Regions from separate parts of the Homo sapiens genome. Here region 2 is linked to region 1. Evidence: chromatin loops called from intact Hi-C (ENCODE). Cell type or tissue: B cell. All regions are shown on one strand. Each heading gives the region's core, and the rest is flanking DNA. Links, peaks and the distances in the headings are about the cores only.

Evidence for each region. Peaks named below come from ENCODE experiments on the same cell type or tissue, not always from the same donor. Only the 100,000 strongest peaks of a DNase experiment are listed, where the experiment ranks them.
Region 2: it touches region 1 in a loop (8-fold over the local background); 56 of 110 quality-filtered maps call a loop at or near these places.

Annotation. Positions count from the first base shown.
Region 1 is chr10:95,686,692-95,692,071 of GRCh38, reverse strand. TCTN3 (tectonic family member 3) reads left to right here. Exons shown (of 14, transcript NM_015631.6): 4 at 4,353-4,480; 5 at 4,717-4,825; 6 at 4,913-5,028. Among named protein-coding and RNA genes, the nearest start is that of TCTN3, 4.5 kb to the left of the region's middle. In B cell, for the core only: a CTCF peak has its summit at 3,236 (motif pointing left); a DNase peak (open chromatin) is centred at 3,203; H3K27ac peaks cover 42 bases.
Region 2 is chr10:95,862,176-95,867,555 of GRCh38, reverse strand. It overlaps ENTPD1 (ectonucleoside triphosphate diphosphohydrolase 1), which reads right to left. Exons shown (of 10, transcript NM_001776.6): 9 at 2,695-2,832; 10 at 1-1,379. The coding sequence ends at 1,173. The region is part of intron 3 of ENTPD1-AS1 (ENTPD1 antisense RNA 1); the gene reads left to right. Among named protein-coding and RNA genes, the nearest start is that of CC2D2B, 43 kb to the left of the region's middle. RefSeq lists a silencer at 1,970-2,264 and an enhancer at 2,083-2,312. In B cell, for the core only: CTCF peaks have their summits at 1,959 and 2,164 (motif pointing right); a DNase peak (open chromatin) is centred at 2,155; H3K27ac peaks cover 3,302 bases.

The DNA.
Region 1 (5,380 bases), core at 188-5,187:
CCCAGTGCCTAACACATAGTAAGCACCAAATAATGTTTGAATGAACATCTTTGACAAATGAGTCTATGCCAACCTTATTTTCATTTCATGAGGCAACAGTGTAGGAGGAGCATTAGATTAGGATCTCAGTCCTGCCATTTCCTTACCAGCTATACAGACTTGGGCAAATCCCTTAGCATTTCCAGGCTCGTTTCTTCAACTGTAAAGTGAGAAATAATATCATTGGCTTTGTATATGAAAGCGCTCTACAACTGTAGAGTACAATAAAGATTAGAGGTTATTATTATTGGGGATGGTTAGTGGACTTAGAAATTTGCTGGTGATGGCTATAACATTTCTAAAGATATGAAGCTAATCTATCTTTTTAAAATGTCTATGAAGCAAAATAATGTTCCTGCACAAAATGGATTTAAATGTCTCTTGCATCCTGGAAGTCACCTCATCCTGATTTCATCTGACTGTTAATAAGAATTGCAAAACTATATTTGTCTCAGAAAACAACCAGTTTTTGGTTTTGGGGGACTTGAATTTCAAAGCAGTTATCAGAAGCCTTGTGGTTATTTAGATGGTAATAGGGTAAAGGGAACAAGATGAATACTTCATTTTCAGATAAGGTTGTGGCCTGACGCGGTGGCTCACTCCTGTAATCTTAGCACTTGGGAGGCTGAGGTGGGCAGATCACTTGAGGTCAGGAGTTTGAGACCAGCCTAACCAACATGGTGAAACCCTGTCTCTACTAAAAAAACAAAAAATTATCCAGGCATGGTAGTGGGCACCTGTAATCTCAGCTAGTTGGGAGGCTGAGGCAGGAGAATCATGTGAGCCTGGGAGGCTGAGATTGCACCACTGCACTCCAACCTGGGTAACAGAACGAGAGTCTGTCTCAAAAAAAGAAAGTTGTCTCTTCTTTTCCAAACATTTTACTGCCTTTTAAATCCAGCCTTATGATCATGCTCCAGGGTTATTGCAATGGCACCTACCTGGTGCTCCCTGCTTTTGATCCCCACTCCTGCCCCCGACACCATCCTGCACACTCCTTCGGGATCAGTGGATCTGAACTTTCTTTAAACACCTGAGGGAGGAATATGGCCACTTCCAATAGTAGTTATGGTTCATTACATCAATGAACTTTTTCCTGAACGAGGGTGGGGTGTACATTCATGTTTAGTATGAAAAAGGCAAAAATTTCCCTTTGGTTCTGATTATTTACCTACCTTCCTCACATATACACACATAGCATCTACACACAGTATACACAGTTGTGGAGAATCATTTCACTAGATAAATCTTTCCATAACATTGCATTATGTTGCTTCCTTACTGAGAAACCTCCATTACTTCCCACTATCCATAAAATAACATCCAGCTTCTTAGCCAGCCTGTCAGATCTCCTATTTGATCCAACTTAGTGTTCCTGGCTCTTTTAGCATTACTCTGTACTTGACCCTCTGCTTTGGCTGAACTCATCTACTCGTTGTCCTCAAGATATGCCCTGTATTTTTCCCAAGTTTGTATTTGCTTTTCTTTCTGACTCTATAGTTCCTTTTTCTCTTTGCATTTTGAAATACCTATATTTTCCACGAGTGTTTTCTTGCTCATCTTTTGGAAGTAAGCCCATCCTCAGAAGTTCTAAAGCATTTATTGTTTGAGTCACCGTCTTAGAACCTATAGGATTTATTATATTGTTATTAGTTTATGTAAACATCATGTCTTTCCAGGTAAATTGTCAACACCATGAAAGGATGGACCATATCTTTGTTTCCCCATGGTGCTTAGTATCTATTGGTACAGCCAGGCATGGTGGCTCATACCTGTAATCCAGCACTTTGGGAGGTCAGGGCAGGAGGATTGCATGAGCCCAGGAGTTCGAGAACAATCCTGGCAACATAGCAAGACCCAGTCTTTACAAAAAATAGGAAAATTAGCTGGGTGTGGTGGTGCATGCCTGTAGTGCCAGCTACTTGGGAGGCTGAGGTAGGATTGCTTGAGCCCAGGAGTTCGAGGCATGCAGTGATCATGCTACTATACTGCAGCCTGGGCAACAGAGTGAGATCCTATCTCAAAATAAAATAAAATTCAAAAAAATATGTATCTACGATAATGATCATCAGTAAATTACGTTTTTAGTCAAAGTCTGTACAGCATGATGGAGTGGGGAAAAAACACCAGGAATAGGAGATCTGCAATCTACTCTTGGCTCTGCAAGCTGGCCCTCTGGCTTTTTGCTACCCTTTTACCTCTGAGGATCCAAATTTCCTCATGGGATTAGGTCAGATGGTCTGTAGGCTTCCTTTGACATCTGAAATTGTAATAGAAATCTAAATACCTTTAAGCTCTTTTAGGTGTAATATATCATCTGTGATGGTAGAAATTTTAGGCAAAAATTCTACTTAGCCTATGTTTACCATCACTACCGCCAATATCTTTGCACTGAAGTGAGAGACAAAATGTAAACTTTCTCTTATTCATTTAAGCCATGAAAAAATAGCCAGATAGATATTTTGCCATCTCAGTTCACCTTCTTTCTTAGCTTAACTTTAACTTTTATTTCATGTGTAAAGATACAAATAACTGCATTTTACATGAGGTAAATATCTCCTCCATGTGGTTTTCAGGGTATGAGTTCCGAAGGAAATGTTTAAATAGCTCTTGGAAGCGTTAGGGTTTGAAGATTTCAGATCAGAGGTGGAAAGTGGCCCACAGAACAGCAGCATCAACATCACCTGTTTCAGAGCAATGCTTTTCAAATTCTAATATGCATACACATTACCTGGAGATCTTGTTAACATGAAGATGTTGACTGAGGTCTGCGGAGTGGCCTGAGAGTCTACATTTCTGAGAAGCTCTCAGGTGATGCTGGAGCTACTAATGTGTGTACCCCACTTTGAATAAGAAGGATCTAGGAGATGTGTGGAGAGTGAGTAGTCTGAAAGGCCCCAGAATTGAGAGCCCCATTCATGCTGACTTTTCAGCAAGCTGAAAAGTCAGGTAATTAAGATGTTATCCATTATCACAGAGGGTAAAGGTCAGGTTCATTTAACGTGGAATCCTCATTTGCTTTCAATGATGCAGGTATTGTAACCTCTTTTACTCTGTACAAATGACCATTACTTATATGAAGAATGAAACTGGCAAGGGGCATGTTTCCCTATGTTCTTTTTTCAATTTAGCAGACTTGGAGTAGTAAAGCAGACAGAGTGTTGTCAATCACCTGCCATCTTCTGGGCAGGGGACAGCATCACAGCCCTTTTCCTACATCTCTCTACTGGTTCTGAAGTGCCATAAAGAGATGACTGCAAGAGTTTCGGTAGATTTATACATTGCTATCATAGAAATTAGAGAATTCTTCCAGAAAATACCCTTTTGAAGTATCTAAAATCTTGAATGGAGGAATTATAAGGCTTAAGGAATAAAATGCAACAAATCTCTAAACTTGAGAGATGGCAACATTGTTAGGACTCGTCAGTTGTTGTTAGGACTTGTCAGTTGAAGTGTAGAGGAAACAGGAAGATTTGGAAAGGACAGATCAAATAATTATCATAATTGTCTCTAATTGTCCCATGTTCCTATGGAAATAGTGCGATTCTGTTAGAGACTCATCTGGTATGGGGCAGACATGAGCATTATCGAGCTTCCTATTTTCTTTTTTTTTCTTTTTTTTTTTTTTTTTTTTTCTTTTTTTTGACAGAGTTTCGCTCTTGTTGCCCAGGCTGGAGTGCAGTGGTGCGACCTCGGCTCACTGCAACCTCTGCCTCCCAGGTTCAAGCAATTCTTCTGCCTTAGCCTCCTGAGTAGCTGGGATTACAGGCGCCTGCCACCATGTCCGGCTAATTTTTTGTATTTTTAGTAGAGATGGGGTTTCAGTATGTTGGCCAGGCTGGTCTCGAACTCCTGACCTCAGGTGATCCACCTGCCTCGGCCTCCCAAAGTGCTGGGATTATAGGCCTGAGCCACCATGCCTGGCTGAGCTTCCTATTTTCATTACAAATTGCTGATCATACACATTCTTGACCATCAATGACTTGAAACTGACTGGCATTCATGACCATATTCTTATCTCAGATCTGCATATTAAAACAATAATTCAGTTAATAGATTGTGAATAAGAAGTGATGGAAATCAGAATTGTTATTTCTGGAGATGGAGTATTGATTGGGAGCCTTCTGGGGAAATATTCTGTAACTTGATCTGGATAGTGGTAATACAAGTATATAAATTTGTAAAAATTCTTTGAGTTTACACTTAAGATTTGCACCCTGTATATTATGCTTCAATAAAAATATTTTTTAAAATTAGTTACTTGGCATGTTTTTCTTTTATCTAAACGCTTTTTCTTTTAAAAAACATTTTAGCAAACTTAAACTATTTCCAGAAGCTTCAAAAGGTCAATGCAACCAACTTCCAGGCCCTGGCTGCAGAGTTTGGAGGCGAATCATTCACTTCAACATTCCAAACTCAATCACCACCATCTTTTTACAGGGTGAGCCTGGGGAAGGGGATGGGATTGTTTGGTTTAGTTTTTACTCTCACAGCAGACAGCTGACAAGGTAACTTTGCAGCACTACCCTGCAGCTAGCTAAACCATTGTCAGCTCTTTGGAGGGCAGTACTGTCCACGTAATCATGCCCTTGAGTTAACCTTGTTTCTACTCTTTCTTTTCTGTTGTAGTTTAGTCCAGTCTCACTGTGAACAAAGTTTCTTTTATATTTTATTCAGGCTGGGGACCCCATTCTTACTTACTTCCCCAAGTGGTCTGTAATAAGCTTGCTGAGACAACCTGCAGGAGTTGGAGCTGGGGGACTCTGTGCTGAAAGCAATCCTGCAGGTGAATCCAGAGCAAAAGTACCAACCTTTTCATTCAATTTAAAACAGGCTTTCTCATTTACCACTCTCTTAATTATTTGTGTTTAAGGTTTCCTAGAGAGTAAAAGTACAACTTGCACTCGTTTTTTCAAGAACCTGGCTAGTAGCTGTACCTTGGATTCAGCCCTCAATGCTGCCTCTTACTATAACTTCACAGTCTTAAAGGTAGGTGTCCTTTCTCTCCCTACACTGTCACTACTATGAAGTTGAAGTGAACATGCTTCTCACTGTTGTGGGTTGTGGAAAGAGCATTGAATAAAAGTCAGAATCCCCAGGAGCCACGTAAAAGACAGAGGGCCTGGAAACCACATCTGAAGACAAATGAAATAATTGGGGATATATATGCAGGATAAGAGATCATCACCCTTCTCACTAATGGGATTGGCTTGCGAGGGTGGAAGGGGGAAAACACCCATCTCACCAAACTTCTTGCTTTTGCTATTCAGTAGAGCCCTGTCAGAGTAAATAGGCATCACAGTCTGTCACCCTCCTGCCTGGCTCCACTTCCTGGCATTTT
Region 2 (5,380 bases), core at 218-5,217, 180 kb before region 1:
TCTGATGTGTAAATTCCACGATAGGGCAAAAGCATGCCACTCCACACTAATGCTGCCCTCTCACTAAATTAAACCTTGGAAAAATAAGATGTGGCTTGGCTTTAAAACTCAGTGAACTATCTTTATGGTACAGTTGGTTTCCATAGCTGTAAACACAAAAGATCTATGGTTTCTGCCTACCCAGGATAGTCTTGTCTCTAGACAATGTATTGATGATGCAAATGTTCTGGAACTAAATAGTGGTGATGGTGGCACAACACTGTGAATGTACTAAATGTCACTGATTTGTACGTATTTAATATGAATTAAATGTTAAAATGGTGAATTATATTTATGTATATTTTACCATAATAAAAATATGCATTGGAAGATGCATTTTTTGTGACCCTGAGTTGTAACTGTATTTTTATTTGTGACATGTATATACCACCTACCTCATAGTAAGCCCTGATGTTTGAATGCATATATTTACATCTGCTTTTTGCAAATCTCAGGTCTGAGTGTTCCACTCTGTAGCATTTGGGTATCACCTAGGAATATGTGATTTATTGACATACCTGCTTTGGGTGGGATTGAGAACTGTATTGACTGCATGAGCACATATATTTCCTTATAAAACTCTTTGGCTTTAGCACATATTTGCCTACTGTAGAAAATTCTCCTACCCACAGAGCAGGCTGGGAATGGAATGTGTGTCTGCCTTCTCCAAAGGCATCATATGGCTTTCTTAATGGATGGCAAACAGGAGAGAGAAAGGGGTTCTTAAAGAGTACAACTGAACCAGTTCCTGAGATTCTTCTTTCAGCCAGCTCAGCCTCCTATCACAGGACTCAAGACTCTCAGTTCTTCTAGACAAAGTCAATATTGTTCTTTTATAAAGCAAAGATTATGAAAGGTGTCAGGTCTTTAAAACCTATACAAGCACAAAGTACAAAGGAGAAAGGTGTAGCTGGGAAAAACTCATGAAAGAGACAGTATCTGCCGAAGTCCTTGAGGCAAAGGATATTGAATACCTCCAAAAGAAAGGCTTCAGTAAAAGCCAAGGAAGCTTCACACTCGTCAAGACTGGCCCTGGCAGACAGGGAAGGATGGCCTTGAACACTGCGATGGAGGAAAATGCTCCCTGGACGATTTTTTTCCTCACTCCAGCCAGCATATTTCAGCTGCTTTTGCTATACCATATCTTTCCAGAAATATGAAGGCTTGTGAAAGATAAGCAAGCCTATGATGGCCACTGTGAAAAGGACCAGGGAGAATAGAACCATGAGGAAGACATAGGTGGAGTGGGAGAGAGGTGTGGACAATGGTTGCTCAGCTGGGATCATGTTGGTCAGGTTCAGCATGTAGCCCAAAGTCCAGCCGGCGTCGCTGCCCTGGATCTGCAAACAGTGGGGAAAGTCTGTTTGTGGTTGGAGGAGTTAGAAGAGTTATCACCTAGGGCTTAGAATTATTGGATCATGCATTGGAAGAGTTCAAACAATATAAATCACTGGCTGGGCACAGTGGCTCATGCCTGTAATCTCAGCACTTTGGGAGGCCAAGGAGGGAGGATCACTTGAGGCCAGGAGTTTGAGACTAGCCTGGGCAACATAGTGAGACCCTGTCTCTCTAAAAAATAAAATTAGCTGGGCACGGTGGAACATGTCTGTAGTCTCAGCTATTTGGGAGCCTGGGTGGGGAGGATCATTTAATCCCAGGAGTTTGAGGCTTCAGTGAGCTGTGATCATACCACTGCACTCCAGCCTGGGTGACAGCGTGAGACCATGTCTCTTAAAAAAAAAGTATATACACACACATACATCATGACTACCTCGTGTGTCAGTCCTAAATTTGACATAGGTATAATCTTTCAAACAAAATAAACTGCTGGAATTAAAGGAAGTCTGGAATATTATAACAAGGAAAAGATTTAAGTTTGAATTAGCAAGATCAGCACTGACAAGAGTGTAAGGACACTGTTATCCTCAGGCCTGCTACAGCCCTCTGTCTCAATGCTTTGTTTTGCTTGAAATCACCATATTTAATACAGGGGGTAAAATGTTTTCCCCACTAGTGAGCATGGGCTTAAAAAGGTAGAGACACACTGCTCTGGGTATTTTTGGTCAAGCATGAGTCGCTCAGCTGGGTTCTCTATTCCTGGATACCTGCAGGTGGTGCTATGGTAAAGCACAGCATTGAGGTTGCTTCTTCCGGACTCAGGCTAAGCCTGGCTTCTAAACAACGGTCTCATCATTCACAGCCACTCAGTCCCCTTCTTCACACAGAGCTTTCAGATTGGTCAACCTTGAAGTAATAACCAACAAGGATGATGAAACCATGATCATACTTTCCCAGCTTATGGAAGGGGCCTTTCAGAGGGCTGCTGAAGTCAGCACACAGAGTCACTGTAGCTGCTGAAATGCTGTTACTTTAATATATCTCGTTTTGTGTTTTGTTTTGTAAGGAATTAGTCACTGTTATGTGGGAAGGTGCAACTGAAAATGCAAGTAGCTGTCCTTAGCGAGGATGCTCACAGTGGGCCAACAGACCCAGGAGGGCTTGACACAGAATGCCAGGGTTTGAAGCAGAATGGCAGAACAGGACATCAAGCCAAAGCTACACCATGCTGACTCCCCCCTTTTTCAAGCCCCAAACTGCTTCAGTCACTACCACCGAACCCCAACCTCCCCCCAGCCCAACAGGCCCCCAAATTACCTTGCCAATGAAATGGATGTGCTCCCAGGAATCAGCTGTGAAATGATAGCCTTGCAGAAGGAGGGAGAGAATGTAGGTACCAGAAAAGCAGTATTCACTCAGGTACTTCTCCTTTACTCCAGCGTAAGATGTTTTTATCTAGAAGTGAAGTGAGGGGGAGATCATACTCGTATGATAGGCACCTCTCTGTGGCCCTCTTTTTCTCTACTAGCCCTGATGAAGAGAGGGGAAAGCCCCAGCTCCAGTGCACCTGAAGGTTGGCCTCTTCCAGAGGGTTTTGGGGGTGGTGCTGCACTCCTTCAGTGGGAGCAGGGTTTTATAGTTTAGGGTCTCTTAAGGAAGCTTTTCCTGCACAGGCTTCTATGAGATAATAACAGGTCCTCCAGGAAAAAAGTAGTTCCTGTGGTCTAGTAGGTTCTGAAACACTAAATTTCAGTACCTCTGTTCATGCCCTAGACTTTGTTTAATCTGAGTTTTCTATATGCTCTTGACCAGAGCCTTTGGCCCACAGCCATAAAAAGCCTTACCACTCACTTTAGTCCCTGGACTGGCAGCATCAGCATCACTTGGGAGCTGGTTAGTCCTCACCTTAAAACTACCAATTCAGAATCTGCATCCCAATATGATTCCCAGGTGATTCACGTGCACAGTAAAGTTTGAGAAACACAGCTGTGGACACAGTTTAGGCAGCATTTTGCTGAGGACTGCTAGCACTGCCAACATCTCACCTTCTATCTTCTGTCTTAATGTCTTTTTTTGCATCTGAGTCATGCAAAGTGGTTGTTTCCTTGAGTCCTTCCTATGTTTACTCATCCTACTCCCTACTAAAAATATTAAGAGCTGCTTGCCATCCCTTGCCCTTACCTAGCCTAGCTGTTGTGAATATACACCCAGATACCCACAGCCTGCTCTGCAACTCTCCTGCCCTCAATTTGAGGACAACAGGCCAGGACCTCTCTAGTTCAGCCTGGACTTCTGTCTGCTGCCCCATTCCTCAGCCCTTCAGATAGGCATTCCCTCCTGGATACCCTCGGCAGAGAGAGAACATTTGTTATGCATGCATCATGTACCATCTGGAACTATGCCAGATGTTTTATATGTAGTATCTCCTTGATGCCTAAACCACACCCCTCTTTTCCCAGATTTCTCTCCCTTCCGTGGGTCCTAACCCATATGCAAATCCTAACCGCTGGCTGGGGTCTGTTTCTCACTTGGTTCTTGCCTGTCCCCAGTTTCTGGAAGGATAAGTCCATAACTAGACTGCCTTGTCTTGCTCTGATGAAATTCTCAGAATGACCCAGCTTGGAGCTTGTCTTTTCAGCACAGTTCTGGAAATTATCCTTTGATTGATTCCTCTGCATGTGACATCCTCTTGAGACCTTGGTGTGGACATCAGTTGGCATTGCCTGTCCAGGTTCCTACCCCTTCCTTTCAGTCACTGCATTCTGCTTTCCCTTTGTGAAAAGACCTCCTCCCCTATTGAAGTAGTCTTGGGCCTGTCAATTGAAGGATGCCTATGGGACACAAAATCCCAAGAATCTACTTAGGTCCAACTTGAAAGTGCTGAGCCCCTGTAGGTCCTTGAAGGCTGGCCTATCCCTTGTGGGGGGCTGGGAGATGCCATTTTGGCCTAATTTCCCTGAATTCTTTAATACTCCTATTCCCCTCCTCCTTCTGGAAATCTGTACATTGGCTATGCAGTCTGGCCTCCTGAAGGTTATGATAGTAGCCAAAAATATAGAAGCCAAAAAGGCATCCACCTTCTTCATCAATCCAGAATTGATCATGCTCATGCCTGTGGGTGGATCACTATGTGCTCTCCAAATTGGGAGGGGAAGTCTACTCTCCTCTCTCCTCTCTCTCCCACCTTCCCCTCTCTCTTCTCTCCTTTCTATTCCCAGGGCAGTGGAACATGATGAGGTTCTTTTCTCTTCATGGATATCCTCTTTCTGCCCTCCACATAAAGGGGCATTGATGGATCTTCAAGAATGGGATGCCTTTCCCTAGAAAGGCTAAATATTCATGAGGCTGAATGTGAGGATCCAGAGTACACTGAAATATAACTGGTCATCAGTACACATAGAATCTGATCACATTGTTCACTTGGGCTGACCAGATCTTGGATGACCAGATTTTCAGAGTAGAAAATTGGCTGTGTTCTGGCTGCTGAAAGATTCTACTAGCCCTCTAATGAAGCTGCCAGAAGACAACCATGGAGTCTCCCTTCCACTCACTCTCCTGGTCCCTCCACTTCAGAGACCCAATGGCTTCAGGTACCTGACTGAGTGTCAGCAGGTGTGGTTTGCATTTTATTTCCCTTGCCAAAGCAGGGGAAGGCAGCATGATAGGATATGCATAAAGCACAGCAAGCAAATGTCCACCACTGTCAACACATAGTACATGCTTAAACATTGTTAATTATCTCTCTACCAAAGGTGTTTAGGAGGAACATTCCCAAACACAAGCCATACTGGAGTAGCAGTCCATGATGAAGTTAGGAGGGAAAGAAGAAAGAGTCACCTTCTAACAATGTACTTGACAAAACTATGCTTTCTACCTGGGTGGACGATGCAGCTTGGGAAAGTGAACCCTGGGTCATAACATCCACCTCAATGCTGTAGGCTCTGGGTGAAGACAGGGGTCTAACCCTGCAACCCCTTCCCCAAATGCTTCAGGAATTCTCCCA